Regions from separate parts of the Homo sapiens genome. Here all the other regions are linked to region 1. A link is a contact called in ENCODE Hi-C or POLR2A ChIA-PET data. All regions are on one chromosome and are shown on one strand. The core of a region is the stretch at or near the end of the contact, and the rest is flanking DNA. Distances in the headings are between cores, read along the strand shown.

Region 1 (4,541 bases), core at 817-3,316:
GTAAAAACAGGAGAGACCTCCTTAGAATGGTAGTGAAGTGACTTTTAAGATTGTCCTGTGTGAAATCAGAACGTCTAAACATATTAGAACTGTGGAGATTGAGTAGAAGAAATCATCTATCAAAAGGTTAGTCCTGGATTTTTGCCATTATAAGGTGAAAGATTGCAGTAGCTCATCCATCAGTTAAAGAAATGCAAGGTTATGGCGTCTCTCAGTCACCTGCTGCCACAGGAAGTTCTTTCCTATGTGTTTCTGTTGATAACACACTGTTGACTTGATATCGTGGGTCGTAGGACAGAAAACTACTACCAAGTCATTGAGACACAAAATGATGGAAATATAGATCTGCAGAACGTGAAAGAACCCCCAAACATCTGCTTCCTAACCTTTGCACAGAAACTCTGGCAGTGAATGAATGACTACTAGTTTCTAGCCTCTGGCCCAGACGGTTTGGATCTCCCCCACCACCTAGTCCCACCAACCTCCTTTCCCTGTATTTTCTTTTTTCTGTTTCTGTTTCTTTCTTTTTTTTTTTGGCGGGGGCGGGGCGTTAGGGGCGGCAGAGTCTCGCTCTGTCGCCCAGGCTGGAGTGCAGTGGCACTATCTCAGATCACTGCAACCTCCGCCTCCCGGGTTCAAGGGATTCTCCTGCCTCAGCCTCCTGAGTAGCTGGGACTACAGGTGCGCGTCACCACGCCTGGCTAATTTTTTTTTATCTATTAGTAGAGATGAGGTTTCACCATATTGGTCAGGCTAGTCTCGAACTCCTGACCTCAAGTGATCTGCCCGCCTCGGCCTCCCAAAGTGCTGGGATTACAGGCGTGAACCACCGCGCCCGGCCACCTTTCCCTGTATTTCCTATTCCAGTCATCCACAGGGTTCCCCCAGTTCAAACCTTCCTCAGCATGCCTTCCCTCTGTGAACTCTTAACAAACGATATAGCTGCCCCACCCCCACCCCTACACAATCTAGTACCCAATTACACTTCCTGCTAACCTTTTATTTTTTCAATTGTTCAACTATTTTTTCAAGGACTGCACTTTGATTTTTGTTGTTGTTGTTGTTACCCACAGAGCCTAACAGCAAGCCCTCAGATATGATTGGTTGATTGGGGCCGGGCGCGGTGGCTCACGCCTGTAATCCCAGCACTCTGGAAGGCCGAGGCAGGTGGATCATCTGAGGTCAGGAGTTCGAGACCAGCCTGCCCAACATGGCGAAACCCTGTCTCTACTAAAAATACAAAAATTAACCGGGCGTGGTGGCGCACGCCTGTAGTCCCAGCTATTCAGGAGGCTGAGGAAGGAGAATCGCTTGAACCCAGGAGGCAGAGGTTGCAGTGAGCCAAGATCGTGCCATTGCACTCCAGCCTTGGTGACAGAGCGAGACTCCATCTCAAAAAAAAAGAAAAAAGAAAAGAAATGATTGGTTGATTAGCTGAAGTGACCTAAGTCATGCTGGACAGGTGACCAAACAAGCGCTTCCATCCAGTAAATGGTACAAGGCCTCAATTACAAGCCGCATCTTCTACAAGGCGACGCCAATCTTTAAAAATTCCCACATAAAATCTCACTTGAGGAGACAGACAGGAAAAGAGAAACTGCAAAAAAAGGCACAAGTTTTCTCACTTCTAAAATAAAGATGTTTGAGGAACACACAACGAAAGTGCCTGCCAATCGGAAAAAGCCGTCCTAACAAAAGACCTTGGGCAAGTCACTTGGCCTCTCTGCGCCTATCTGTAAGGAGATGATACCCACCGCCAAGTCCAAAGAAGCGATCGAAGAGACAACGGTCTTGAGGCGCCCAGCCGGGTGCCAGGCACGAAGTGAGCGCCAGGGAAAAGGACTGTTATCAGAGCGGGCAGAGATTGAATCCCGCGGACGCGATCTGCCCACTGACCTGCCCTCCCTGGCGGTCCGGACCGGCCCGGCCCCGGGGCTGCGGGTCCTGGCCGCCCCTCGCCACCCTCCGCGGTCGCCTCCCTTGGGCCAGCTAGCAGCTGAAGCGAAGCGCGGCGCTCGCGTCGGCCGAGTCACACCATCAGGTGTGGATGCCGCTTCCGGGAGTTTGAATCCCGCGGCTGCAGGGCGGGGCACGTCACTGCCGGCAGGGCGCGGCCCGCAAGAAGGAGGAGCAGCGCGCGCGCGGCGGGGACGCGGCTCCCCGATTGGCTGCCGCCTTTGAAGGGCGGAGAGTAAACCTGAGGGCGGGCCGAGAAGTGGCTGGGGCCGCGGGGCGGGACAGAGGGCGGGAACACTTCCTCCCGGGCCCGCCAGCTAATTCTGGGATCGGGGGTTCTCTGCGGGCTTAGACCTAAACAAGCTTGGTGTCTCGCAGTCAGGGGCTGGTTTTGTGTTTATACGCTTTTAGGAGAAAGCAAATTACTATTTTTAATGGGATAAAACCAGTGACGATGGACCGAGACGAACTAGTTCTGCGCTCTTGAGCATAGATTCTCCCTGTGTGAAGTGCGGCCCCTCCTGCCCTGGGACAACGGGATTTCACAAAGGAGCACAGCCCCCTTGTCATCCCCTCGGGTCTCACTCTGTCGCCCAGGCTGGAGTGGAGTGGTGCAATCATAGCTCACTGCAACCTCAGTCTCCCGGGTTCAAGCGATCGTCTTGCCTCAGCCTGCCGAGTAGCTGAGACTACAGGCGCACGCCACCACGCCCGGCTAATTTTTTATTAAAAAATTTTATACAGACAGCGGAGTGGGGGGGGGGGGGGGTGGTCTCACTTTGTTTCCCACTCTGATCACGAACTCCTGCCTTCAAGTGATCCTTCCACCTCGGCCTCCTAAAGTGCTGGGATTACTGCCAAAAATCAGCAGCACAGCAGGGAGTGTTAACGGGAGAGATGAGAGGCACGCCCAGGTTGAACGCTGAGATTATGAATGCTAGCGGACCGGCTTTCAGACCAGACTGCTACCCTCCAGCCTGATATCTATCTATTGATCGATTCTAGCTCTTGATTAGCCGCTTTGAGAACGTTACTGCTGAGAGAAGAAGCACATGAAATGTTTAGCAGGGCCTCCCTTTCTCTCCTAGACCCAGCATAAACTCGCTGGAGATTTAAAACAGTAGATACACAGTAGCAAAACATCCTAGGTACACAATATTGTACAAAGGTTATAAACTCTAGATTAGGACTTTCTAGATTTAATTCCTTACTGCCCTGACTAGATGTGTCTCCTTGGATAAATTTATTTAACCTATTTGAGCCTCGGTTTCCCGATGTGTAAAATGATGCAAATAATAATATTTACTTCACAGCTCGGTTATAAGGATTAAATGAGGAAATCCGGCCAGGTGGAATGGCTAATTCCTGTAATCCCACCACTACGTGAGGACGGGGAGCGAGGATTGCTTGAGGTCAGGAGTTGGAGACCAGCCTGGGCAACACAGAGAGATCCACTCTCACCCCACCCAATCCCTGTCTCTAATTTTAAAACTTTAAAATTTTTTTACATGAAAGAAATTCATGTAAAGTGCTTAACATTTAGTAAATGTTCAATTGATGTTAGCCATTGTTAAACAAAAGGCAACACTCAAATGTTACTGAATAGAATGGATGAGAAAACCATGTGGGGAATTTTAAAGAATCAGAGAAACAAAACCAAAACAGAATGCAAGATAACGTTTGGTACCTGCTTCCAAGGAGCTCCCATTTCTGAAGGGAAGGTAAACTAAAGTATCAAGTGGGATTAGGGTGGGAAAAATCAGGGCAAAAGATAAATCATCGTGTGAACATTATTCATTGCCCAGAGTTGAGGGGCAAAATTAATTTCCACAGAGATTTACAAAGATTCTTAAAGAGATATAGAGAAAAACATTTCCCTGTTCACCTTCAAGCCAAATGGGGAGCAAAAAATGGGGGAGAGGGAGGAGGGACCCTGGAGAGAGGTGGCACCTGGCGGACTGGCACCTGGGTAGCCAGCACCCAGGCCTGCTGTGCCAGACACTCCAATTCCACACCTGCCCTCCAGGACCTTCTTTTCTGGCTAAAGGTCGCCCTGTGAGTGGGGACCTTGAGGAAGAGGAGCAAACAAGAGGCTCATTGGCCTGGGGGGCTTGTTAAATTCCCTAATTGCCATTGCTAGCCCTGAAAATTAATGTTTGCTCTTTACAGATAGGAGCTGCCAGTCATGAGGTTGTGAAGAGCTGGTAGTTTCCACAAGATCTCACAAGTACTTTGATGTTGATAGTTCACTCAGGGATAGTCTAGGATGAAGATTGGGAAACTCATCTTTATTCATGTAAAGAGAAATGTAACAGCCAAGCAGACTAGATATTTATCTAAGCAGGTGAGCTCATTTTCTTCCCAGTAGGAACCTGTTCTTGGGAAACCAAAACAGGATCAAAAGGCTGCTGAATGGGTTTAAAGATATTAAATGGAAATAGGGAGGCTGTTGTAGGTTAGAGCACCTATCACCTTTGAAGGTTACATCTTCCAAGGCAATGCTAATGAACACACAGGGCCTCACCAGCGTGTAGATCTGCACTGTCCAATACAACTTTCTGCAGTGATGGAAAGGTCCCTCCTGA
Region 2 (4,541 bases), core at 1,435-3,934, 6.7 Mb after region 1:
CTGAAAAGTGAAACTTGGAGAACGCATATTAAAGAGGAAAGAAGAAACAGAAGGCAGAAAAGTGGCGGAGAGGAACAAAGTCAGTATAATGTCACAAAAGGCCCCTCTTCATCTAGTTAATAGTTAACTCTTGCTCATCCTTCACAATCTGCCTGGGTTCCAACAAAGCAATTTTAAGGTATCTTTCCCAGATTCTCCCACCACCACAAGCACCAGATCAGGTCTCCATTTGAAGTTCTTATAATATTCTGCACCTTAATTAAAATCACAATTATATTTAACTAGAGACTTTATTTTTCAATAAGTATTTCCCCACTAGACTTTAAGCTCCATGAGGGAAGGATCTGTTGTATCTTACTGCCTTGGACCCTGTGTTAGAATACAGCGAGTATAGATGAATGAAACCCAAGGAGAGGCATCTGAAAATGTGAAGTCGATGTTAAATCTTACAGAAAACTCAAGGAGAGGACTTAGAAAAAGGTAGTTAAATGTGTTGATTAGGTTATAGTTCCTTGTGAAGGTGAAATCCAGATAACAAGGGGTTAAGAAATGAGTGGCTAGCCACCAACCAGGCAAAGGCAGGAAAAGCAGACTACACTTGGCAATCTCTAGAGATGGATTGTGAATGACTAAATTTTAATTTCAATGTTGCGCTAGTTCGCAATTAACAACCATGTGTTACTTTTATTACGAACAAGCTTTTTAAAATGTTAATAAGATTTGAAAAGGAAAAGCAGCAACAAGACAGCTTGAAGGAGTAGCAGACTTAAGAAAAGGTTTTTGTAAACTGAAAAAATCTTAAGAACATTTGTACTTTAAAGAACCCAAATACGACAGAGAAAATAACTCACGCTCCACTAAGCAGGAAAATTAGAAGGAAAGGAAAAAAACCCCAAGGTGTTAACTAATAAGAAAGACAAAAAAAAAAAAAAAAATTCTCCCTCTTTGACGGAAGGTTAAGAAGCCAGTAACAGAAGGAATTTAATGAAGGAGCTCCTGCTAAGTGCCTCAACCTCTTCTGTAAAGGGTGGGGAGAAGTGAAGAAAGTAGAAAAAGTTTAAAGTGGGCTCCACGGAAAATGGAGGAAAAATTAAACAAGAACTGAGTCTGGTTCTACTAAAAACGCATTCTACATTTCAATCGGCCTTTCATACACTCACCCCATTCCTAGATCAGAGAATTGCCCATATTTTAGCTTCAAATTTAAAAATCTAAATAATTCTGGTTCACATTCTTTATTTCAACAACTGAAAACAATGAGACGCATTAAGTTACACTCTAATTCAAAGTTTAACTCCTCTCACAAGTAAATACAATAAAGTAGTTGTTTTCAACTCCAGCAACAAAATAGCGATAATTTCAAGTAAGAGTAACTGAAAAATGTTCCTAAACGTAAAAGTGTTTGCAAACAGTTTTGGTTTTTTTTCTTCCTAATTCGTTTGCCAGAATACGATGTTCCTGGGTTCAAATCCCAGCTCCCTTAGACAAGTTAGTTAACCTCTTTGCGACTCGGTTTCTTCCCCTAAAACAATGAGGAATACAATAAACCAGAATCGTTGTAAGGATTAAATGACGTAACACAGGTGCCAAGTTCATACTATGTACTCTGAACAGTTTGTTAACCGCTTAAAAGAGAAAACCTGCAGGAGTTTGACCAAATTAAAACATCTGAGAGCATGAAAGAGTACCACGCTCAAACGCCAGACCCTAACACACAGCATATTATTTTTCTTCCCTGACGCAAGCTCATTTTTTTTTCCTTGCCAAATCTTTCCACTAGGAGTCTGGAAAGAGAAAAAAGGGTCCAGGCAATCCAGCAGAAAGTTTTCCAAAACTGAAGTACGGAATCACCAGGCCACGGAGCGGAGGCCGCGCAGGACAACAGGTGAAGCAGCTCCGGGAGCTCGGGGGCCAGGGCCCCTTCCCGCGGGGACTCGGGGGCGGGCCGGCTGCTCCTCTCACTCGACCCCCGCCCGAAACTCATTTTGTTCTCCCCTGTTCCTCCCCACAGCGTCCGGAGCCAAATCACAAATATCAGCCTCGCCGCTCCGGGGCGGGGAGGTGAGCGCCTTTCCCATTTAAGGATTCCAGAAGCGTCCCCGGAGCGACTTTCGCCCACTCCGCATCCCCAAACTCGGCCTGCAACCCGCGAGTGGGAGACAAAAGAGGGGCCGGCGGGGGACGCGGCGCGGGGTGCCGTGGGTCTCTGGCTGGGCGGTCCCGGCCCAGCGCGCGCCGAGGCCTGCGGAGCTGCCGGGGCCGGGCCGGGCAGCCCCTGGCTCCGGCCACCGCGCGCCCAGCTGCCTCTGCAGCCTCGCCCGAGCCCCTCTGGCCTCCCCGCTGCGGCCAGCCCCTCCGGTCCGCACGCGCACTCCCAACTCACCCGGACCCCAGGGAACGCATCCTCCAGCCCTCGGCGCGGAGCGGGTGGGCGCGGCGAGCCGCCGGGGCGAAGTGGGGCCCGAATCGGCCTTCGCCCTTGGCGTGCAGCGGCCCCGACCCGGTCGCCCCTCGATCGGGCCGTGCGATCTTCGCCGCGCGCGGACGGACGCGCCGAGCCTAAGCCTTCCTGCCCGCCCTTGGCCCTCCTCCCTCCTCGCTCCTGCCTCCTCCCTTCTCCTTCGCCAAGCCCGGCAGGCGGATTCCAATCTCTGCAGCGGCCGCCGCCACCGCCGCCGACTCTTGCCAGGAGGGGAGGGGGCGGCGCGGGTGCGGGGGCCTGGGGGAGGGGCGGGCGTCCGCGGGCCTTGCACGGCGCGCGCGCACTGGGAAGGCCCCCGCCCGCGCCGCGCGCACCCGACCACGGGCGCCTGCCCCGCCCCGCCCCGGACACGAAAAGAGCCGAGCGCACGGCGGAAGCGCCCGAAGAGTTCGCGGAGCCCGGCGCCCAGTTGCCGGGGAGGAGGGCCAGCCGCCGGCAAGGGGGCGCCGAGCTGCTGGTGCGGGCGGGAGTCGGGGCTGCTCCTCCGCGCGGGCCCGCCGGCCCCTCCCCACAAGCCAGCCCCACAGCTGCCGCCCGGGTAGCTTCCCGCAGACGCCGTAGGTAGCACGCGATGGAACGCGGCGGAGGGGAGCGTGGACACGGCTGCCGGGCGCTGCGGCCATCGGCGCCCTGGACGCCCGCTCCGGCCTTCGGGGCCGGATATCCCCACTCTCGCGGGCTCTTTCGCGTGGACCCCTCCTCCGGCCGACACTCACACTGCGGTGAACGCCAGTCAGCTGGCGTGAAATAAGGTCGCTGGGAAGGCACCAAGTCACCAAGGTGGGGGATGGCCAGGTCGTGGTAGTTGCGACAAAGAAAAATATAAGTCACATTGCATTTGTTTCTCGCCCACCCACCGCTCCCGGCGTCTCTTCCCGGGCTCCTTGCCAGCGTGCCGAGGCGCAGGCAGGGTGATGGAGGCTCCCCGGCCGGGAGGATCTGCCGGGGAGAGCGGCTTCCCTCATCGATTCGGGAGCGCCAGGCCCGGCGCGCCCGGGCTCCTGTGACCTGCGAGCCCGCGAATTCCAGCGGCATAAGATAAGGAGCGGCGAGGGCCCAACAGGACTGAGGTCAGCCAGCTATAAATACGCCTCCAGCTCCACCGCGGGCTCACGCTGGTGACCTCGTGTACCCTCCGGAGGCTCATTCCGTCCATTTGGAAAATGCAAATAATTGTCACCACCTCTTTTCTTCCATTTCCCCTCATTCATGGTGGAAAATGCTTTTAAAAGTATTCGATGACCCGTATGTGAGGAAAGAGGAGATAGGCCCCTTTTTCACCAAATGTGACTTTAACCTCCTTAGTAATCCAAGAAATGTATCAAGTTTAAGTCACTTAACAAAAGATGTTCTTTTAAAGGTGCATTTTAAAAAATCACTTTTAAAACTGGGTAAACTGGGTAAAAAGAAAGGGGGAAGGAAAACAATGTGCCAGGCATTTGTATTGACACACATTCTTGCCTGAAGAGGTGTTTAGATTCCAGGGTATTCCCTTATATTCTGGTATAAATGTTTGAATTCCCGTGTATTTTGTTTCAATTTTTTGGTTTATCTTTTATTCTGTCTCCCTTTTCTTCTTTTACCCGCCTTTGCCCTTAATGCTGCAGATAGCCTCTGTCATTCTGAATTATTTTTCAATTCTGTTTTCTTCCCTAATCTTTTTTTCTGGGCTCTTCAGCTGTCTCAGGTTTGACAGTCATGGGTTGTAGTATCTTGCTATGCAGGAAGAAGAGGATACGTGAGATTACTTGCATCAACTAAAATTGGTCACTTTTCTTTCTCAAGTTTCCTTCATAATACCCAGTTTTAGTTTTTTTGTTTTTTGGGGTTTTTTTGTTCTTTTTTTTTTGAGACGGAGTCTCGCTCTGTCGCCCAGGCTGAAGTGCAGTGGCGCCATCTCGGCTCACTGCAAGCTCCGCCTCCTGGGTTCACGCCATTCTCCTGCCTCAGCCTCCTGAGCAGCTGGGACTACAGGCGCCCGCCACCACGCCCGGCTAACTTTTTGTATTTTTAGTACAGACGGGGTGTCACCGTGTTAATAGGTGTTCTCGATCTCCTG
Region 3 (4,541 bases), core at 701-3,200, 5.9 Mb before region 1:
TGCTGGTTTCTGGTGAGGTTGTGGAGAAAAGGGAATGCTTATACAATGCTGGTGGGAATGTAAATTAGTTCAGTAACCGCGGAAAGCAGTGTGGCGATTTCTCAAAGAACTTAAAACAGAATTACCATTCGACCCAACAATCCCAGTATTGGGTCTATACCCAAAAGAATATAAATCATTCTACCATAAAGATATATGTACATGTATGTTCACTGCAGCACTATTCACAATCGTAAAGACATGGCATCAACCTAAATGCCCATCACCAGTAGACTGAAGAAAATACGGTACATATACACCATGGACTACTATGCAGCCATAAAAAAGAAAGAGATCATGTCCTTTGTAGCAACATGGATGGAGCTGGAGGCCTTTATCCTAAGTGAACTAATGCGGAAGAGAAAACCAAATACTGCATGTTCTGACTTGTAAGTGGGAGCTAAACATTGAGAACACATGGACACAAAGAAGAGAACAACAGACACTGGGACCTACTTGAGGCTAGAGGGTGGGAGGAGGGAGAGGATCAGAAAAAATACCTGTCAAGTACTATGCTTACTATCTGGGTGACAAAATAATTTGTACAACAAACCCACATGACAAGCAATTTATCTATAAAACAAACCTGTGCATGTATCCCGAACCTAAAATAAAAGTAAAAAAAAAAAAAAAAGCAGTTTACCATCTATGAAGGGTGTGGCAGATATGCAATGTTAATAATAGCTGACATTTAGAGAGTCCTTCTTACATGCAACTAACCACTTCGTAAATGTATTAACTCACAAACTCCCCACACCAACTCTGAGGAAAATACTATTATTTCCACAGAGCAGGAACTTCCACAGAGAGGTTAAAATAACTTGACTAAACCTGCCCAAATTCGTAAGCGGCAGCCAGAATCTAAACCTAGATAGTCCGGTCCCGGAGATAGGTTTTTAACCACAAAGGCATTTTCTAAAATTGTGAAAGTACAGAAGCACAGGAAAGAGACATTTTGGCCAGATAAGGGTTAAGGGAAGGCTTCATGGATGAAGTGGCATTCGCTCTGGGTCTTGAAGGTCAGCAGATGGAGAGGGCTCCTGGGGAGGAAGGACTCTAACGGGGAAGGAACAGCCTGACGAAGAGGAACTTTGGGTACCAGCCAGCTGACGACAGCAAGATCTGGTCCGGTGCGCGCGGGAGGAAGCTGGGAAGGGACGTCGCGCCCAGATCCCGAGGTCCTTGAGGACCAGGCCCTCTCTGCAAGGAATCGGGGAGGAAAATCTCAAACTATTAATAGAAGAGCGGCAAAAAGGAATTCGTGCGCACCCCTCTCTGTTGGAAGGACCTTCCCTGCCAGAGACCAAGGCTGGCAGGACAGGTATACTTCCCTCAGGGGGAAACAGCCGACAAAGGTGGTCAAGGTCGCCCGCGCAGGCTCCGGAGCTGCACGTCCTGGACGAACACTCCCGTCCCGAGCACAGACGCTGGGTATTTGGCTGCCAGCCCGGGCCCGCCAGGCCGGGCCTGGCACCGCCAACACCTGCTCGGCGGGAACAGGAAGACCTGTGTTCGGGAACTCCCTCCGGCCACCTCCCCGTATCCTCCTGGCCCTCGAAGGTCGAAAGGTGGCCTCTCAGGGACACCCGCCGCTCGCTCGGCTCCTCCCCTCAGCCGGGAGACCCAAGGAATAACAGCCTCTGCGATAGGAGCACGCTCTACCAATCAACCGTAGTCTTCGCCCACGCCTCAGCCGGAGGAAATTGCATTGGTTGCATCATTCTCGGCAGCCGATAAATTGTTTTCTTGGATTGGCTAATAGCGTTCCTTCTCCCCTGTGCCTTCGTCGTCAGAAGCTGGCGATTGGTTAATCGCGTTGCCAAGCTTTGGACGCGGCTCGACCATTGGAGGCCGCGGGCCCGCCCCCGCCGGCTAGGTGAAGGTGAGTGTCTCCTCCAGTCGCAACGGCCAGACCTGACCTGCCAGCTCCGGGCGTGGGGTGAAATCTCTTGATTCCTAGTCTCTCGATATGGCACCTCCGTCAGTCTTTGCCGAGGTTCCGCAGGCCCAGCCTGTCCTGGTCTTCAAGCTCACTGCCGACTTCAGGGAGGATCCGGACCCCCGCAAGGTCAACCTGGGAGTGGGAGGTAAGGATGTAGTGCTCTGGAGTGTGAGCAGCTCGGGGAGTGGAGCGGACCCAACCCAGGTCGTGGAGACTGTGGGAGAAGCCGAGGCCCAGTGTGGCGCTGCCTGAAGAGGGCGGCGCCGGAGAGGAGGCTGGATCCACGAAGGCTTCCTAAAACCTGCCCATTTTACAGATGCAGGTGTGGAGTCCCTGGAAAGGGGCGATGTGTCCGAGGCCGCACAAACCAGGTGTAGCAGCCAAGACACAAACTCAGTCTTTCCGATTCCCCATTCTGCCTTCTTTATACTGCATCCTCCTAAGAAATGAGGCTGCCGGAGCTTGTAGAGAGAGGTAGAAAAATAGGAAGCCTGATAGGCTTAGGGTTCTGGTTGCTAGGAAATGGGTAAAGGAGAACTTTTAACGCTAGAAAGCTCTGTTCTGAGTCGGTAAATATTTGAGTGACCACCGAGTATCAATCAGCCACCTTATTAAGCTTTGTAGGGGGAGACTGAGGCTTGATTTTGCCCTTAAGGATTTAAAAATCTGCTGGTGTTACACAATGCTTTGAGACAGGTTAATGCTGCCCCCGGGGGGTCTGGGGAGATGGTTCTGGCCGTCACAGATGTGGTAGGAATGGGTAGAGATGGTGGAAAGGAGTGGAGAGAAGTATGGATGGTAGAAGCTTACTTTCCACACATCCTATCTTCATTTCTTGATTCAAGTGATTCTCTTCTGTACCTTGGACAGCTCAGAGCATGGGCCTCAGTTTCCCCATCTGCCAAGAAGATTTATATTGGAGTGCCTCTCAAATTTTTTACCCCTAACCCTCTCTGATGAATTTGTTATTCTTCTCACTATCATTTGGATGTTTGAAGCCCCACAGACACTTATTTTCTCCATTTGGATTTTGCCACGTGCAAAGACCAGCCAGAGAGATGAAAATGGGTAGGATAAAGTCTTATGCTAGGTAATAGACTTAGAATAAAAGGACTAGAAATTGTGGAAAGAGAAGGTGGAATCATTTTGTAGCAGAGTGTGACATGAAGGACGCTCAGAATCAGGTTTCTCATAGATAACGTTTTGTCTGTGCATAGCATTTGTTAAAAAAAAAAAAAAAAAGTCGGCCGGGCGCGGTGGCTCAGGCCTGTAATCCCAGCACTTTGGGAGGCTGAGACGGGCGGATCACGAGGTCAGGAGATGAGACCATCGTGGCTAACACGGTGAAACCCCATCTCTACTAAAAATACAAAAAAGTATCCGGGCGTGGTGTTGGCCGCCTATAGTCCCAGGTACTCGGGAGGCTGAGGCAGAAGAATTGCTTAAACCCGGGAGACGGAGGTTGCAGTGAGCCGAGATCGTGCCATTGCACTCCAGGCTGGGCGACAGAGCGAGACTCTTTCTCAAAAAAAAAAAAAAGTCTTCACTAAGGAGTATGGGGAGGGGTAAGGAAAAATCCATTGAAAAGTGATGGTTTGTTGAAGCGGGTAATTTGTTGAAGCTGGATGATGGGTACATGGGCATACGTTATATTATTCTCTCAGCTTTTGTATAGGTTTGAAATTTTTCATCATAAAGCTTTTAAGATAAGTCAGTACTACATAGTTTGGCCCATTGAGGGAAAATGATGTTTTTAGCAGGCAACTGAGTGGGAGAAATGTTGAAAGATTGCCTCAAATTGAATTTGAATGGACACCATTTGGTCTCTTAATTTAAAACCAGTCCAAAACCTCCAAGCGTTTCTTTGCAGCGGGATGTATACAAAGAACTAGTATTACTGTCAATCTAAATACATCTTTTTAAAACGTCAGATTTTGCCTGCCACGGTGGCTCACGCCTGTAATCCCAGCACTTTGGGAGGCCAAGGCAGGTGGATCACCTGAGGTCAGGAGTTCGAGACCAGCCTGGCTAACATGGTGAAACCCCATCTTTACTAAAAATACAAAAATTAGCCAGACGTGGTGGTGCACACTGGTAGTCACAGCTACTTGGGAGGCTGAAGCAGGAGAATCGCTTGAACCTGGGAGGTGGCGGTTGCAGTGAGCCAAGATCACGCCATTGTACTCCAGCCTGGGTAACAGAGTGAGACTCCGTCTCAAGAAAGAAAGAAAAAAAAAAACAAAAAACCACGTCAGATTTATTTTATTAATTCAATTTACCTTTGAACTATCTTACAGGGTTTCTGTGAGGATTAAGTACATTTAAAGTGTTTATAGCTGTATTTGGCACATAAGTAGGATTTATATAAGTGTTAGGTATTACTGTTATTGTTGTTTTGGCATTTCTTTGAGTGATTCTCATAAAAGATATTGAATAAAAATTTTCAGTTCAAGAACTGCAAAATGAACTAATTTATGACCTTGGTTCAGAAATAAACTGCTCCTGCAGAGAAAAAGCACCCCGACAGCACAGGCCAGAAGCAATGGACTCAGAATTGGAG

Evidence for each region. A loop is a pair of places that touch in the nucleus more often than their neighbours do. ChIA-PET counts read pairs that join two places held with the same protein, here RNA polymerase II (POLR2A). Pooled maps may share reads with other maps.
Region 2: a map of CD4-positive, alpha-beta T cell shows a loop between it and region 1 (20-fold over the local background). The contact joins the promoter of BMPR1A here to the promoter of CEP55 in region 1. A Hi-C loop is called at or near these places in 1 of 168 maps with a recorded cell type or tissue (CD4-positive, alpha-beta T cell) and 4 of 50 pooled maps. POLR2A ChIA-PET finds 5 or more read pairs at or near these places in 1 of 52 experiments (K562).
Region 3: a loop to region 1 is called in a pooled map, with 12 times the contacts of the local background. The contact joins the promoter of GOT1 here to the promoter of CEP55 in region 1. A Hi-C loop is called at or near these places in 4 of 50 pooled maps.

The regions. Positions count from the first base shown.
Region 1 is chr10:93,494,137-93,498,677 of GRCh38, reverse strand. CEP55 (centrosomal protein 55) reads right to left here and starts at 2,066. Exons shown (of 9, transcript NM_018131.5): 1 at 1,755-2,066. RefSeq lists a silencer at 1,738-2,247.
Region 2 is chr10:86,754,762-86,759,302 of GRCh38, reverse strand. BMPR1A (bone morphogenetic protein receptor type 1A) reads right to left here and starts at 2,684. Exons shown (of 13, transcript NM_004329.3): 1 at 2,384-2,684. RefSeq lists a silencer at 2,202-3,171.
Region 3 is chr10:99,428,033-99,432,573 of GRCh38, reverse strand. GOT1 (glutamic-oxaloacetic transaminase 1) reads left to right here and starts at 1,950. Exons shown (of 9, transcript NM_002079.3): 1 at 1,950-2,126. The coding sequence starts at 2,009. It overlaps GOT1-DT (GOT1 divergent transcript), which reads right to left and starts at 1,638. Exons shown (of 5, transcript NR_183993.1): 1 at 1,309-1,638. RefSeq lists enhancers at 1,370-1,799, 1,980-2,029, 2,050-2,109.